2 separate regions of the Homo sapiens genome follow, and region 2 is linked to region 1. The links are chromatin loops, found by intact Hi-C in ENCODE. Cell type or tissue: ascending aorta. All regions are shown on one strand. Each heading gives the region's core, and the rest is flanking DNA. Links, peaks and the distances in the headings are about the cores only. Region 1 overlaps PRKG1 (protein kinase cGMP-dependent 1). Region 2 overlaps PRKG1 (protein kinase cGMP-dependent 1).

Region 1 (8,495 bases), core at 1,350-6,349:
GGTCTTGAACTCCTGAGCTCAAGCGATCTGCTTGCCTCAGTCTCCCAAAGAGTTGGCATTACAGGCATGAGCCATTGCACCTGGCCTCAGACTGATTTTTGAACTTCTACCCTGAAATTGCTTTGGGCCTTCATTTATAAGTCATACTAGAAAATCGGTACATTAACTGAAAAGTATACTTTATTTTTAACAAAGAACAGGATTATGCAACAAAATCACCCAACTTCCTGACCAGATTTGGCAAAAATATCATGCTTAGCTAATTCCAAATATCAAACCTTACATCAGAATACAAAAATTCTATACACTTTGAAGGAATTTTTTAAAAAAAGATTCACTATAGAGTGTAAGGAAAAAAGAAAAGATTCACTATTGATTCAGTAGACAAATTCCAAAGACAAGAACTACAAATATTTTGAGTAATGACAGTCATTTTTGAAATAAGTGTACGGGTCCTTCAAGGAATAGCTCAAATAAACTACTCCACAAAGCTTTCTATGACCTTTCTACCCTTTCCCCTAGGTTAGAAGTAATTTTGTTTTTCTTTGGATATAAACCTTGATATACCTTGTACCTTTCTGATTATAGTAACTCCTTTACCTTTCAGCAAAATTGTGATTTTCCTTCTAAACTGTAAAATCATTATATATCCCCCTTTATCAGTTAACTAAGTGCCTCAAATTTATTATTTCATTCCATCAATATTTATTTCAAGCACTGACAATACAGCAGTGAAAACAATAGTCTGCCAGAAAAGAAGGTCTGTAAATGTGGTCCTTGGTTCAGTGGCATCAGCATCACCAGGAAACATCTTAGAAATTAAAAGTTTGGGGCCCTACTCCAAATCTATTGCATCAGAAACAGAGAAATCTTTGAACAAGTTTTCCAGGTAATTCTAATGCAAGCTCAATTTTGAGAACCACTACATTATAAGATTGCAATCATAGTTGCCAGGCACAGTGACTCACGCCTGTAATCCTGGCACTTTGGAAGGCGGAGGTGGGTGGATCATTTGGTCAGGAGTTCAAGACCAGCCCGGCCAACATGGTGAAATGGTGAAACCCCGTGTCTACTAAAAATACAAAAATTAACCAGGTGTGGTGGTGCATGCTTCTAATCTCAGCTATTTGGAGGCCAAGGTTTGAGGATTGCTTGAACCCGGGATGTGGATGTTGCAGTGAGCTGAGATCGCACCACTGCACTCCAGCCTGGGCAACAGAGTGAAACTGTCTCAAAAAAAAAAAAAAAAATTAAATAAATAAATAAATAAAATTAAATTAAATAAAAAGAATGCAATTATAGTATAGTAGCTGATAGATGATAGATAGACAGACAGACAGACAGATAGATAGATAGATAGATAGATATTTTGTTTTCACCTCTGTATCCTCAGCACCTGGGATAGAGCTCAGCACAGGTGGATGTTCATTATATATTTGTTGAATGAATGACAGGAAATGACTTTAAAGTTTGCTAATTCACAAATATTTCATTTTACCAAGGACGGAGCCTGTGGCATTGAATAACGTGCCTCAAATCAAAGACAAGACATGCTGCCAGGACCCTTGTCATTTTATTCCTAGGTCAGTGATAGTTCTTCCATGTTGCCATTTGATGAAATGGATATGCAATAAAGTATGTAGAGATGGAAGAGAGTGATATGTTTTAGATTATCAAGGAAAGCTTTCTGATGGAAATGAGATTTAGGGAAGGGTTATAATCTGGCATAGATAGGTAGAAGATGAAGAAAATAAACCAGAAGCTAGTAATAGCCAACGCAAGAAATTGGGACCTGGTGTTTTTTACGGCCTCAGAGGAAACCAAGAGAGTTGGTGAGGAGTGTGACAAAAGATGGGCTTCTGGGACAGATTATAAAAGGTTTTGAAGTTCAGATTCATGAATGTGAACTTGATGTGAGAGTCAGTAGGCTTCCTTCACCACCCCCTGAAACATGAACATAGAATAATAATGGCAGAGGCTTAAGAATACCAAACTTATCTAATCCTTTTCTATATATTTTCTACCTAGGCTGTTCTTTTTTAATACCTTATAACTTTTAATCTAAATTGTGGTGGTTGTTCTTCCTACATATAACACACTCTGTTACGTAGCTTCATTCTCATTACTTCTCTCCATCCCTTCACATATTCTCCTCTGGCTAAATTGTACCACTCACTTTTTATCATACATGATCTGTATTTTTTCACCTCCTAGCTTTTTGTGATACTATTTGTCAGGGATGCTTCCTTTTTTCCTCTTCTTCTCTTCCCTCCCCCATGTTTAAATCTTTCTGTTCTTCAATGCTCACCTCAAAGACTTCCATTTAGAGTACTGGTTTGGTACTCATTATCTTCTATATTAGAGGTATCAATATTCTTGTATTACCATAAAATCCATATCTGATTGATATTCTCCACAATGCCTGGTCCAGTGCCTTTTATATTCCAAGCACTTAGTAAATATTTTTAAATTAATACAAGATCATCTTACAATAACAAAATATAGATGTTAACCAAATGATAATTTAGTGCCTTTTGCTTACAAAATACTTTTCTCTGGGTTCCCACATTTAGTCTTGATAACAGTCTTATGAAGTACATGCAATTGTTTCCTGATTTTTAACAATGAAGAAACTCAGAGAGTTATTATGTAGAACTTTACCTAACAATGGACTCACTCAAAATACAGATGCTTTATAAAGGCAAACTCTGAGCACTTAGTAGGGAGAAGGCTCTTTGATAAATGCTTTATATAATATAATATTTTATTCTTTCTGCAACCTTTTGAAGATAGGCAGTCATAGTTCCTCAATTTATAGGTAAAGAACAGAGGCACAGAGAAGTTAACTAGTGTGCCTATGTCAACTAGCAGAACGAGGATTTGAACACAAACCATTTGGCTTAAGAAATCAAGCTCATAAATCATTGTTCTATTAAATGAGTTGCCTAAGGATACATAGCTACTAAGTGGCATAACGACAACCTGAAAGCAGGTCTCCTGAATTTGAACTTTCTATTTCATAAGTAGTACAGTAATCACAAGTTATTGACGCCTGGGCACCATCTCCCTTGGCATTTTTCCTGTTTGTCTCTGAGTGTAACTAATTGCAGTTGTGACATCACAATCAGTGCTGTGGTAACAGATGGACTGTGAGGTATAAAGACTGAAGCAATAGAGAAAATGTTTCCTTTTTCAATTTGCAGGACTATAGTTAAACTTCACCTAAAGACTTTTATAAAGCATCCAGTTAGTTAAAGCATGCATTTTTCCATAAAATGAAAGAGCTCAAATTAATTTGGTATATAACTTTTTTTCCCAAAATGCTTAGTGTATTTAATATGAAACAATGTACAGAGGAATAAAAAGCAAATTTCATGTACTCAAACTCCTAACCTCAAATGCTCCACCTGCGCTGGCCTTCCAAAGTGCTGGGAGTGAGCCACAATGCCTGGCCCTGAATTTCATTTACTTATACACAGGATGAATCACTGTTATTGGCAAGTGCAGATTACATGAATTTGGGGCTGCTGGGAGTCTGCCATTTCTGGACTTGAGGTTGAACAGAACCAAATGTTCTCCCTGGAAGGGATTGCGAAGTCCAGCCCAATTTTTTTTTTTTTAATAGATAAAGAAAAGAAAATGACGCCCAGGAAAGGAAAGAAATTAGACCAGGCTCAAATGTCCAGTTACTGATCTAGCTTGTAAAAGGATTTAGATATTCAGATTTTTCTCATCCAAACTATACTCTCAGCACTTAGAAAAGGCAGTAGAGTGAAGGAATTAAGAGCACAGAGATTTTAATGTCAGAATGACTTAGATTGGCTACCTAGTTCAACACGTAATTTTGTGGCATTGTACAAATTACTTCGCCTCTCTGTGGTTCCATTTCCACATCTTTTAAATGAGAGTAATGTCACCTGTATTGGATTATTGTGTGGAATACATGATATACTTATATTTTTATTATTCCTTACATTGTATGGTCATTATTAATCTACATTGGTTATCTAGTAATAGTAGATGAAGTAGCATCTTATGTGGAAAGAGACACAAGTTTTAGTCTGATGCTATTTATTTGGGGGCCTATATCTTTATTTTTATTATTGAAAGGCTTGTACTTGTACTAATGGTCTTGTCAGATTATATTATTTTCAAGTTGTACAACCTTAACACTGCCATTTTAGCCTTTGGTAGATTTGTAGTTGAAATGGATACTTTTTAGGCTTGATCCCATAGAATACTTCAATGAGAATTTTACCGATCATCTTGGTGCACATTAGGTTCTTGTACTAAACCATGAAATGCACTCTTCAAATATGTAGTCGGCTAGAATTCCACTTGTCCATTTTTATTAAAAGGGCCTGCCTGAACTTTGACTGTGGAGGATATAGGCTTATTTAACACCACATCGTTCTGCCACACAAGGTACCTACTCGAGCGCATAGTCCTGTTCAGGGTGATATTAGGACTACTACTTTTAAGTGTGCACTGGCAGACGTAGGCCATTTATTCAAACATAGAAAGGCATAGCTAATTAGACAAGAAGCAGAGCTCCCTTATTCGTGCTTCAGGCTGTCACCCGAAGGAACGCAGAAGTATCCTCATAAACTGTGGAAAAGTACAAGCCCTGTAACTAGGTCTGAATAAAGATACCCTATTTAAGTGGAACAACGCATGAATCTTTTTTTTTTTTCCTGTGACCGGAACAATACAACACCTCACTTCAGAGAAATGTGTAAACTGCCACTCACTTCAGAAATTTGGCTAGTATATCTCTTCTGAGGCTAGGTTGGTCTGAGAATGTGCCTATATTTGTACCAAGTTACAGGAAAGAGGCCTTTCTGAAAACATTTGATTCCAGGCTCAGACTGTTGAAAACAACAAATGTCAGTTTAACAGAATATATTTTAGATTCATTATCACAGTTGAATGATCCTTGAAAAACATTATGTCAAGAATTCCAGTTTAAATTTACCTTCTAACTCTGGATTCTTGAGTTAGAAATTAGAAAACCTAAAATCTAATGTTTATAGGAATGTAGTAGCTAGCATTTTATGGTACACGTACAGAAACCAATTCCAACCAAGGTAAGCAAAGGAAGTGGTGGTTATTTTCATGACATTTTGTTATCTCTCAGAACCCACAGAAATTAATCTGCTAGGCTGCTGTATTAGAATACCACAGACTTAAACAGAAATTTATTTTCTTACAGTCCTACATGCTGGAAGTTCAAAATCAAGGTGCAAGTAGGTTAGGTTTTTCCTGATCCTCTCTCCTTGGCTTGCAAATGGCTGCCTCCTCAGTGTCCTCGCGTCACCTGCTGTGTGCATGCACTCTGGTGTCTCTTCCTTTTCCTGTAGGAACACCCATTGTATTAGATGAGGGGTCCACACGTATGACCTCATTTAATTATAATTATCTCTTTAGAGGCTCTGTCTCTAAATACAGTCACATTGTGGGCTAGGGCTTCAACATATGAATTTTGAGGGACATAATTGACTCCGTAACAAGCAGTAATGCAGTAACCTCTAGGAAAAGAAAAAATGGGTAATTGTTGGCATTCAGAATACTCTATTCCCATCTCTTTCTCTCTCTCTCAAAATCTTTGTCTCCCACTCCCTTCCTCACTCCCTCTTCGCTGCATCTCTTTGTACATTTGTGGTGGTTTTCCTCTGTTGAAGGATCAGATCTCCTATTTCTCTCTCTAGTCCATTGTCATTCCAGTTTTCTGGAACTGGGAATCTGAAGGTCCAGCTTTATTCTGGTGTGTATCTGTGATTCAATTCAGCATTGTTAAGAGGTTGGAGCCAGAGTGATAGTGAGACCATTTACTAGTCTATGTCTGCTGGGGCCGGGTAGTCAGCTGGAGCAGGAGGAAGCCTACAGACCTTTGCGGTGCCAGTTGTTAACCTCCTTTACCTTCCAGGTCATGGAGAGGTCAGGAGACTGACTTGAGGGGCTTGAGGGAGCATCTATCATCCTGTACCACTGGTGTAGCCATACTGGTTACTGCTGAATGTCTATCCTGGTTGACCATGAATTCCAAAAATACTTTGGTGACCTACTCTTATGAAGGAAGGGAGCAGTTAAAAGGGCTGTTTTGAGCTAGACAGCCATTTCCAATGCACATTCTGCCAGAGAAAGTTTGTCCACAACCTTCCTCTAAATCATTCTCTCAATCTCTACAAAACATAAAACATTATTTCCAAAAATAGATCATTTTCTTAGAAATGTTTAAATGTGGACTTCCAGTTAGAAAAATGGTCTAATATAAAACAGTAGAGGAATGTTTAGCCACCAATTCACAGTTTTTAGAAAGTTCCCACCATATATAATGCGTGATCTTCTTGAAGGTGAATACACTGTACTTTTAAAATATCAAACTCTTCCATCCTTCATATAAAAATATTGACCATTTTTCTTGACAGTTTAATGACAAAATCATAGCAACAATTCTTTCAGTTATTATCATCTTTATCACTATCATCTGACATTTATGCTGAAATAGCTGTGTATACGTTCTTGCAGAGCAGTACAATGAGAAACTTTTCTCTCTGGCCTCCAGGTGTTTGTCAATTCCATCCTGGCTCTGGGGAACAAAACAAGTGCCTGCAGGAAAACAGGGAAGTGCAAATGACCTATTCCTCTAGAGCTCAGCCTTTTGTTAGCCTTGAAAATGGAATTGCCTGTGTTGGTCCATAGCCCTTGAGGGGTCTAGGAAAGAGAAGCTGATGCCTGCAGGGAGAATAAAGAAAGTGCCAACATTTTTCTGCCCATGTAGTGGTCTGGAGTTTGCTGCCAAGTGGTCTGGAGTTTGCTGCCAAGGTCCCAGGACTGGGTAATAGTTGCAGGTCTTCATTCTTATCAGCAGGACTTCCACAGGGAGGAGAGGTTCTGGGAAATCCTCCTGACAGCAGGTGTCTGCAAATGGGGAGGCAGAGATGAGGGAGGGAAGGAAAGTGTTTGCATCCCCACCAGGAAGGAAACTTACCTGACACATTTCGTAGCAGCAAGGGTTTGACAATGCTTTAGGATACTAAAGCTAGGATACTCATTATTCAACTAAATGTTGAATTTTATATATATCAGCATGTATTTTATAAATACTGAGTATATACTCTGTGGAAGGTAGGCACACAGTTGAACAATATGGGAGTTTAAATGTGAACGAAAATGTGACTTCTCTTTTCAGTAGTACTTTCACAGGAAACTTTATCATTAGCCTTTCTCTTGAACTTACACTGAGGATTTATGGTGCTCAGATTTGAGTCTCTGGCAGAACAGCTGTGCCTGCAAGGAGTTTCCCTTCTGTCAGACAAGATAGAGAATAGACGATTTGAGCAGACAGCTTCCAAATGCATTTTTTGATTTGTTTGATTTCCTGAGAGGTATATAGAAAATGAAAATGTAACTGCTGTTCATCCATTGACCCTCTTTCTGAGGTTCAAGATGAAAGATTTTTTTTTTCTTTATTACTGAGAAAAGCACTGTCCCCGAATTCTATCTACCTGTACATACTGAAGATAGGGATTATGATTTATAGTGGCATTCCACTCAAAGTCAGCATAACACTAACAGCTCCTCACACACCCCTTCATCTAGAAGCAGAAGCTTCAGGCAAGCCTGCTCTATGGATAGTACATTGTTGCCAGGCCATTGATTCATTGAGCAGCTAATGGTCCTTTCACGACCAGAGTTCTTAAACGTTAACCTTAAAGCGTAATTTCTTGAGAACAAATTTAAGTACCACATAAGTAAACATAGAACCAAGTTTATTACTTAAATGACTACGATTAAATTTAAATATCATTGTGCTTTAAGCAAATGATGCTATCAGTTTCTTCTCAAAAGTGAAGCATGATAACTTGCTAACCGGGGACAGTAGAGTCAATGTGCCTGTTGATGCCATGATATATCGTCCTGTTTTGGGGGGGGCGGGAAATATTTTTATTTAATTTTCCTTTTTGTTAATAGAGATGGGGGTCTCCCTATGTTAGCCAGGGTCTCGAACTCGTGGCCTCAAGCAAGCCTCCCATCTCGGCCTCCCGAAGGTGCTGTGATTACAGGTATGAGCCACTGCGCCCAGCCAGTGGGGTTTTCTTTTTTAAAGACGTGAAAGACTTACAATTCCCCTTTTGGGCTGGTCAGTGACTAGCTGTGTTAATTATGTTATTTGAGAACTTTGCTTCCTAAGCTGACCTTTTTAATTTTTTTTGAGATGGAGTCTCGCTCTGTCACCCAGGCTGGAGTGCAGTGGTGCAATCTTGGCTCACTGCAAGCTCTGCCTCCCGGGTTCATGCCATTCTCCTGTCTCAGCCTCCTGAATAGCTAGGACTACAGGCGCCCGCCACCACGCCTGGCTAATTTTTTGTATTTTTAATAGAGACAGGGTTCATCGTGTTAGCCAGGATGGTCTCGATCTCATGACCTCGTGATCGACCCGCCTCGGGCTCCCAAAGTGCTAGGATTACAGGCGTGAGCCACTGCGCCTGGCC
Region 2 (8,495 bases), core at 1,908-6,907, 300 kb after region 1:
CCATAGGGTTTTTTTCTTTTTTGTTGTTGTTAAAATATTCGTGAACATAAAAACACACTCTCACACATTGAATTAGTAAGCAAAAATGGTTTAAAGAAGATCTTAATTGCCAGAGTATCAAATGAAATTTGTCTTCCAGCTACTAATCACTTCAATGTAATAAAATCCCTTTACAACCAAAAAGTCAAAAAGTTTTAATAATGTAACAGCTTAAAAGCCATCACAAGAATCTGAAATTTGAGCAACTCAAAAAAATGACTTCAATTTTTTGAGTTGTACCCTGAAGTTTTGTACCCTGTGAACTATATCTCCTCTCCCTGCCAAACACCTAGTAACTACCATTCTACTCTCTATTACGGTGGGTTCAAAGTTTTTTTTTCGATTCCACATTTAAGTGAGGTCATGCAGTATTTGTCTTTCTGTGTCTGGCTTATCTCACTTAGCATAATGTCCTGCAGGTTCAACCATGTTTTTACAAATGACAGGATTTCCTTCTTTTTCAAGACTGGATAATATTTCATTGTGTATAACTTTTCTTTACCCATTCATCTGTTGATGGACACTTCAGTTATAAGAAGAATAAATACAGAGACCTAATGTACAACATGGTGACTATAGTTAATAATGTACTGTACACTGCAATTTGCTAAGAGATATTTCAAGTGTTCTCACCATAAAAAAAAAAAACATAACTATGTGAGGTGATGCATATGTTAATTAGCTTGTGGTAATCATTTTACAATGTATATACCTACATCCAAACATCACATTGTATATCCTAAACATATACAACTTTTTTTGTCAGTCATACCTCAGTAAAACTTGTTGAAAATTTTTGCCTCTTTTTTAGGAATTTATAGATGAGGGATTTTTTTTCCTTCAGTCATTTTTTTTCCCTAAAAATCTGTTAAGTGGTATTTAAATATAAGACTCTCTATCTTAATAGCAGACTTTTAAAGTGTCCTGAGTAGCAAAAGTAAATACTTAAAAATGTATTGAAACAAAAATAGAAGTAAAAGGAAATAAAAATAACCTCTACCACCATTGTTTAAATGTACAGAATTGTCATCTCAACCACCCATATTTACTTGGTATGAACTCCTGTTTATTATTAAGATTCTTGATTCTTAACGTATGGAATTTAGAACTATAAAATGGACAGTCTTAATATTACTTCACCTCATACATCTTTTAAACTGTTTAAATCTAGAGTAAATGGTTACACAAAACACATGTGAAGTTGGGGCTGATTCTCTTCCTTTGGTATGGAAAAAAGAACAGCAACCATGAAATAAGAATTGTATATGATCCATGAAAAGGAAAGGAAAAATTAAGCTAATAACTATCAGTGAGATCTATAAACCCATTTCCCATCTCTTCACAAGTATTCCCAAGAAATATTATTCTTTCTACATTTGTGATCAATTATTTCAAGACCAGTTTTAATTTGAAGGATTATAATCCTATTATCCAATTACTTGGCAAAAGACAAGCTCAGATTTATATTTTTAATACTGCCTTCTTTTTCAGTGATGGATTACATAACAAGTTCTTTGCAAATTCTGTTTATTATTAGGCACATTTCTGGTTTTGACAAATTAAGCCTGTCTGCTTTTGTCATCACTTCTTAAGCTTTATACAGTATCTACACAATTTGAGGGAATACTTTTTGTTTCCACTCAGAGTTTGGTTAATGCTTTCTTCTTACTATTTTGTGATGGTTTGTCTTATAACACACTGGTGCCTCCTTTTCTTCATTTCTTCCTTTTTTCTTGCCTTCCCTCCTTTCTTTCTGAGAAATGTTAACACGGATCCACTCAATGGCACTGTGCTGTTGACGTAGAATAAAACAAAATAATGTGCCATTGTGTAGGTGACTCACCCTCAAGATTGCTCCAGTTAAGGAGAGAATCTATCCCTGAGTTTTTATATTACTAATTATTGAGTGGCAGCTTTTCTTTTCTTTGGGTTTCACAGCATGTGCCTTTGGACAAAGAACTAGGGAAGATGTAAAAGATGAGTTTATAATACATCAAGATATAAATGTTAACACCCTATGCTGTTCATGTAAATACTAAAAACACTATGAAAGATCATCAGCAGCAGTTTTTTCTTGCACTTTTTCAGCTCTCTTGACATATATGGTTACAGTTGGAGGCATTTTTCAGTGTACCAATTAAAATATTTTTTTTTCTACACAATCCAGCAAAAGTGTGAGAGTAAACATAATAGAATTTGAGTTAGCGAAAGTTAGTATGACATGTGAGGTTGTGGTTTTAGTGCATAGTGGTTATTTGTTTATGAATCTTATTCTGGCTGTGTCTCATTTACCGTTCTCAACTCTGTCTCTGCATTTCTTTCACCAAATGCCTCCTTGCATGGTGTTTAAGCCTGCAAACTCTTCTTTCCTGGTTCCATCCCGGTATCATTCTTTTTTTATGACCAAACTACACTGTGTACTGAGTGAAGGACAGTGCTACTTTTAAGAGATAGGATCTTGGCTGTGCCACTAATTAACTGGTGCCCTTAAGAAAGTGAATTAACCTTGTTGAAATACAGTTTCCTCAATTATAACACATTTACAGTTCCCTATATGACCTATGATGCAGCTTTCTGAAATTTCTTGATTCATTTATTTTGAGTTTGTGTTCTTTTTAGTCTAAATCTCATTATCCTCAAATTCCATTCTCCTTTGCAAATCCAGGTGTTCAATCATGTAGGTAAAATAGAAGTAGGATTAAGAAAGTCATGAGGGAAACAACTTGGCTATGAAACATTGTAAGAACAGCAACAGTAAAGAAGTTTTGGAGTCTTGTGCTCATCTTTTTTGTCCTTTTCTTGCCCCTCCCAACAGTTGTGTCTTTCTCATATATACATTTATTCAGCAAACATTATTGAACACCTTCCAAAGATCTGATGCTGGTCAGACTCTCAGAACCCAGATACGAACCAGACGAAGAGTCAGGAATATCCGTCTGGGGAAGCTACAGAAGAGAAAGCTGACATTTTCTCTAGCTGAGCAATCCACAAGCTGTTATGGATACATATAGGAGACACAGAGAGATAATAATAACCTAGAGAAACAATTCCTCAATCAATCCTGGTTTTCCTCTCATATTTCTGCAGCCCATCTATGTCCCTCTGAATCCTTCTTTGTAGCTTAGTGCTCATGAGTAGGCTCTGAAGTCAGACTTCCTGCACTGGTAGCTCAGCTCCTTAATCTAGTTACTTTGTGGCCCTAGAAAGTCATTTAACCTCTCTGTCAGTTTTCTCATCTGTAAAATGTGAATAACAATAACTGTCTAGGTTATAAGATTATGAGAGTTGAATGTATATATAATGTTTAGTATAGCTTTTTGCACGTAATAAGCATTCAATAAATTAACTATTCATATTAATTATCTCTACTTTTGTCATTTCCTCTAAGTGTTTTAAGAAGACATTGAATTTGTAAACTTCTAGATGTTTCTATTCAAAATGATATTCTCCTCACAAACCACTTTTTGGCTGTAAACTCCGGGATGGCAGGTATTTTTGTTTTTGTGTGTGTTTGTTTTTAATTATATTTTCAAATGCTAGTAAAATTCTGGCACAAATAAATATTAGAAGAAAGAAGGAAGGCAAGAGTTACTTGCATTGTTGAAAACAATAATAATGTCAACTGCATGTTGATAAACAGGTAGAAATTCCTAAAATATATTAAAACAAGATAAAGATGATAAGACAACACTAATTCTTAGCTAAAAACTGAAGTATCATTACTTCTCTTCAGCATCTCCTGGGACTGAATCTATCCTCCCAGAGCCCATCTAGACAAAAGATCCCCATCTACTGGATAATGTGTGAACAGCATCTAACGAATATGATTCTTATGTATGTTAGGGAGTTAATTTAATTTTCCTTAAAAATGCATAGCATGGAATGTCATATTTGGGACTGTTTTGTGAGGTCTTGCTCAAGGAGAGGAGATTAGTGTTGCAGAGTGACCTGGAAGTGGTAGGGGGGAAACGTTCATAATTTACTTAATTTGCTGCTATTGTTACCATATTATTCATTCAGCATGTTCTATTTTTGAAATTAAAATACAGTTTTAGAGGCGCAGTGGCTCATGCCGGTAATCCCAGCACACTGGGAGACTGAGGTGGGAAGATTGCTTGAGCCCAGGAGGTCGAGGTTGCAGTGAGCTGTGATCATGCCACTGTACTCCATCCTAGGTGACAGACTGATACCCAGTCTCCAAAAAATAAAAGAAAAAGAAATATGATTTTTTAAAAATTTAATCATTATCAATATGAGTTTGCCTAAATCCCCCTTCACCTTCCTTTCAGTTATAGTTTTAGGAGCCAACAAAATATATTTTCTTCCTTATTTCATGTGTTACAGGACTTTTGATAGGCAAGCTCTCTATAAGGGTTTGCTTAAGTTATTTTCTATACCCTGAAGCTTGCCTTTTCTTTTCATTAATACCACCCTGGAGAAATGGCATATATGACAATGTGGCATTTGTGACTTATACAATATAGCAATGTGGCTTATGGATGAATGAAAGGGTAATGCCCATCTTTTTTTTTTTTTTTTTTTTCATTCAGTAGAGACGGATTTTTGCTATGTTGGCCAGGCTGGTCTCGAACTGGCCTCAAGTGATGTGCCCACCTCAGCTTCCCAAAGTGCTAGGATTACAGTCATGAACCACCCAGTGACCAGCCAGTGCCCATGTTTTTAAAAGGCTGTGGAGCTTCCTATTGTCCTGAGAAATACCTGGACAGCAAAGTGTGTGACCCCACCCAACCCTGCCACTGGTAGTTAGGCAGGCATTGCATGCTAGAGCTTCTGGCCCTGTGGCCTGCTTCTGTTTGAACTCAACTGGTGGGCACAGCTCGCTGTTGTCCCAGTAAGCACATGGACAGTAACATGGGCATTTCCACCCACCCCTGCCATTGGTAGCCAGGTGAGCAATGACTGTTAGAGTTTCTAGCCCAGTGGTTCTACTTCTGCCTGAATTTGCTGAGGGATGCAGTCTTCTGTTGCTCTAGAAACATCCAGATGTCAGGGTGGGCAGGTCCACCAATCTTACCTCCCATAGCCAAATGAGCCATACATGCTGGAGGTTCCAACCTGACAGTCCTGCTTCCACCTAAACTCTGTGGTCAGTTGCAACCTCATGTTTTCACAGGAAGCACACAGATGCAGATCAGGGCCAACCTGGCAAGGATATGGCTTATCTGCCTGAGGAGGCCCTTGGACCACAACACCGAGAAGAAGAACTGAAGCATGGGGAGAATAATCAGAGGTGTCATTAAGACACAGTAGCAAACTAGCATCAAAGCCAGTCAACTGAACCCACCTTATACCATAATCAAACCCCCAAGGGCATCAAATAAGATAAAAGAAAACAAAACAAACAAACAAACAAAAAAAACAAGTCTATCAAAAAGACAGCAACTTCAAAGATTGAAGGAACATCATCAGCCCACATAAATGAGAAAGAACCAGTGTAAGAACTCGTTCAACTCTGGCAACTCAAAAAGCCAGAGCACTTTCTTTCTTCCAAATGACCACACTTGTTCCCTAGCAAGGGTTCTCAACAAGGCTGAAATGGCCGAAGTGACAGAAATAGAATACAGAATATGGATGGGAATGAAGATCATCAAGATTCAGGAGAATGTAGAAACTCAATCCACAGAATCTAAGAATCATAATAAAATGATACAGGAGCTGATATACAAAATAGCCATTATAAGAAAGAACCAAACTAATCTGATAGAGCTGAAAAATACACAAGAATTGCATAATGCAAATGTTATTAACAGCAGAATAGACCAGGCTGAGGAAAAAATTTCAGAGCTCAAAGACTGGCCCTCTGAAATTACTCAGTCAGACCAAAATGAAGAAAAAAGAATGAAAAATAATGAACAAATCCTCCAAGAAATATGGGATTACATATAAAGACCAAATCTATGATTCACTGATGTCCCTGAAAGAGGGAAAAAACAAGCAACTTAGAAAACATATTTCAGGTATCATCCATGAAAACTTTCCCAACCTTGCTAGAGAGGCCAACATTCAAATCTAGGAAATGCAAAGAAACCCTGTGAGATATTACATAAGGAGATCATTCCTAAGTGACATAATGATTACATTCTCTAAGGTCAAAATGCAAGAAAAAATGTTAAAGGCAGCTGGAGAGAAGGGGTGGATCACCTACAAAGGGAACCCCATCTGGCTAACAGTGCACTTTTAAGCAGAAACCCACAAGCCAGAAGACATTGGGGACATGTATTCAGCTTTCTTAAAGAAAAAAAAATTCCAACCGGGAATTCCATGTCCAACCAAACTAAACTTCATAAGTGAAGGAGAAATAAGATCCTTTTTCAGAGAAGCAAATGGTGAAATAATTTGTTACGACTAGACCTGCCTTACAGGAGCTGCTGAAGGAAGCTCTATGGAAAGGAAAGACCGTTACCAGCAAGTACAAAAACACACTTAAGTACACAGACAAGTAAACTATAAAGCAACCACAAAAAAGAGTCTGTATTTAACATCAACAACTACCATCACAATGACAGGATCAAATCCACATGTATCAAAACTAACCTTCAGTGTAAACAGGCTAAATGCCCCCATTTAAAAGGCACAGAGTGGCAAGGTGGATAAAGAAATGAGACCAAATGTTATGCTGTCTTCAAGAGACCCACCTCATATACAATAACATTCTTAGGCTCCAAATAACAGGATGAAGAAAAATATACAAAGCAAAGAAAACACAGAATAAAGCAGAGATTGTAACTGTAATTTCACACAAAATAGACTTTAAACCAACAAAGACCAAAAAGACAGTGAACAGCATTATATAATGGTAAAGGGCTGAATTCAACAAGAAGACCTAACTATCTAAATATATGTGCACCCAATATAGGAACACCCAGATTCACAAAGCACATTCTTAGAGACTTATGAAGAGATGTGAATTCCTGCACAACAATAGTGGAAGTCTTCAACACTCCACTGACAGTATTAAACATATCATGGAGGCAGAAAATTAACAAAAATATTCAGGACTTGAACTCAATACTTGCCCAAATGGACCTAATAGACATCTACAGAACTCTCCACCTAAAAGCAACAGAATATACATTCTTTTCATCACATGGTACATATTCTAAAATGGTACACACTCTAAAATCAGACATAAAATAGTACTCAGCAAATGTGGAAAAACAAAAATCACACCAAACACAGTCTTGGGCTACAGTGCAGTAAAAATTGAAATCAATACCAAGAAAATCCCTCAAAATAACACAATTACATGGAAATTAAACAATCTGCTCCTGTATGACTTTTGGAAAATAATGTAATTAAGGCAGAAATCAAGAAAATCTTTGAAACTAATAAGAACAAAGATACAACATACCAGAATCTCTGGGACACAGCTAAATCAGTATTAAGAGAGAAGTTTCTAGTACTAAACACCCATATCAAAAAGTTAGAAAGATCTCAAATTAACAACCTAACATTACTAGCAGAAGAACTGGAGAAGCAAGAGCAAACCAACCTCAAAGCTAGCAGAAGACAAGAAATAATCAAAATCAGAGCTGAACTGAAGGAAATTGAAACGTGTAAAACCACATAATACATCAACAGATGTAGGTGTTGGTTTTTTGAAAAAATTAATAAGATAGACGACTAGTTAGACTAATAAAGAGAAGAAGAGAGAAGATTCAAATAAGCACCATTAGAAATGGCAAAGGGGACATTACCACTGACCTCACAGAAATACAGAAGAACCATCAGAGACTACTATGAACACCTGTGTTCACACAAGCTAGAAAATCTAGAAGAGATGCATAAATTCCTGGACACATACAATCTCCCAAAACTCAACCAGAAGAAATTAAATCCCTGAACAGACTAATAACAAGTTCCAAAGTTGAATCAATAATAAAAACCCTACCAACCAAGAAAAGTCCAGTTGGATTCACAGCCAAATTCTACAAGATGTATAAAGAAGAGCTGGTTTTTAAAAAATTGTCAAGTTTCCTCCCCAGTTTTTTGGAACAGTTTCAACAGGAATGTAATAGATATAAAAATCCTCAGCAAAATACTAGCAAAATGAATCTAGCAGCACATTAAAAAGCTAATTCACCATGATCAAGTAGGCTTTATCCTTGGGATGCATGTTTGGTTCAACATATGCAAATCAATAAATGTGACTCATCACATAAACAGAACTAAAAAAACACATATTTATCTCAATAAATGTAGAAAAGGCTTTCAATAAAATTCATCATCCCCTCATAGTAAAAACCCTCGATAAACTAGGCATTGAAGAAATATACTTCAAAAAAATAAAAGCCATCTATGACAATCTCACAGCCAACATTATACTGAATGGGCAAAAGCTGAAAGGATTCCCTTGAAAAACAGCTCAAGTGTGCCCTCTCTCACCACTCCTATTCAATATAGTATTGGAAGTCCTGGCCAGAGCAATCAGGCAA

The links. Hi-C counts contacts between places; a loop is a spot of excess contacts. Peaks named below come from ENCODE experiments on the same cell type or tissue, not always from the same donor. Only the 100,000 strongest peaks of a DNase experiment are listed, where the experiment ranks them.
Region 2: a loop joins it to region 1, with 2.9 times the contacts of the local background. A loop is called at or near these places in 1 of 110 quality-filtered maps.

The regions. Positions count from the first base shown.
Region 1 is chr10:51,702,909-51,711,403 of GRCh38, forward strand. The region is part of intron 3 of PRKG1 (protein kinase cGMP-dependent 1); the gene reads left to right. Among named protein-coding and RNA genes, the nearest start is that of CSTF2T, 7.6 kb to the left of the region's middle. RefSeq lists an enhancer at 6,368-6,868. In ascending aorta, for the core only: no CTCF peak of the experiment used is centred there; a DNase peak (open chromatin) is centred at 3,503; H3K27ac peaks cover 4,870 bases.
Region 2 is chr10:52,000,690-52,009,184 of GRCh38, forward strand. The region is part of intron 5 of PRKG1 (protein kinase cGMP-dependent 1); the gene reads left to right. Among named protein-coding and RNA genes, the nearest start is that of CSTF2T, 310 kb to the left of the region's middle. In ascending aorta, for the core only: a CTCF peak has its summit at 3,838; no DNase peak of the experiment used is centred there.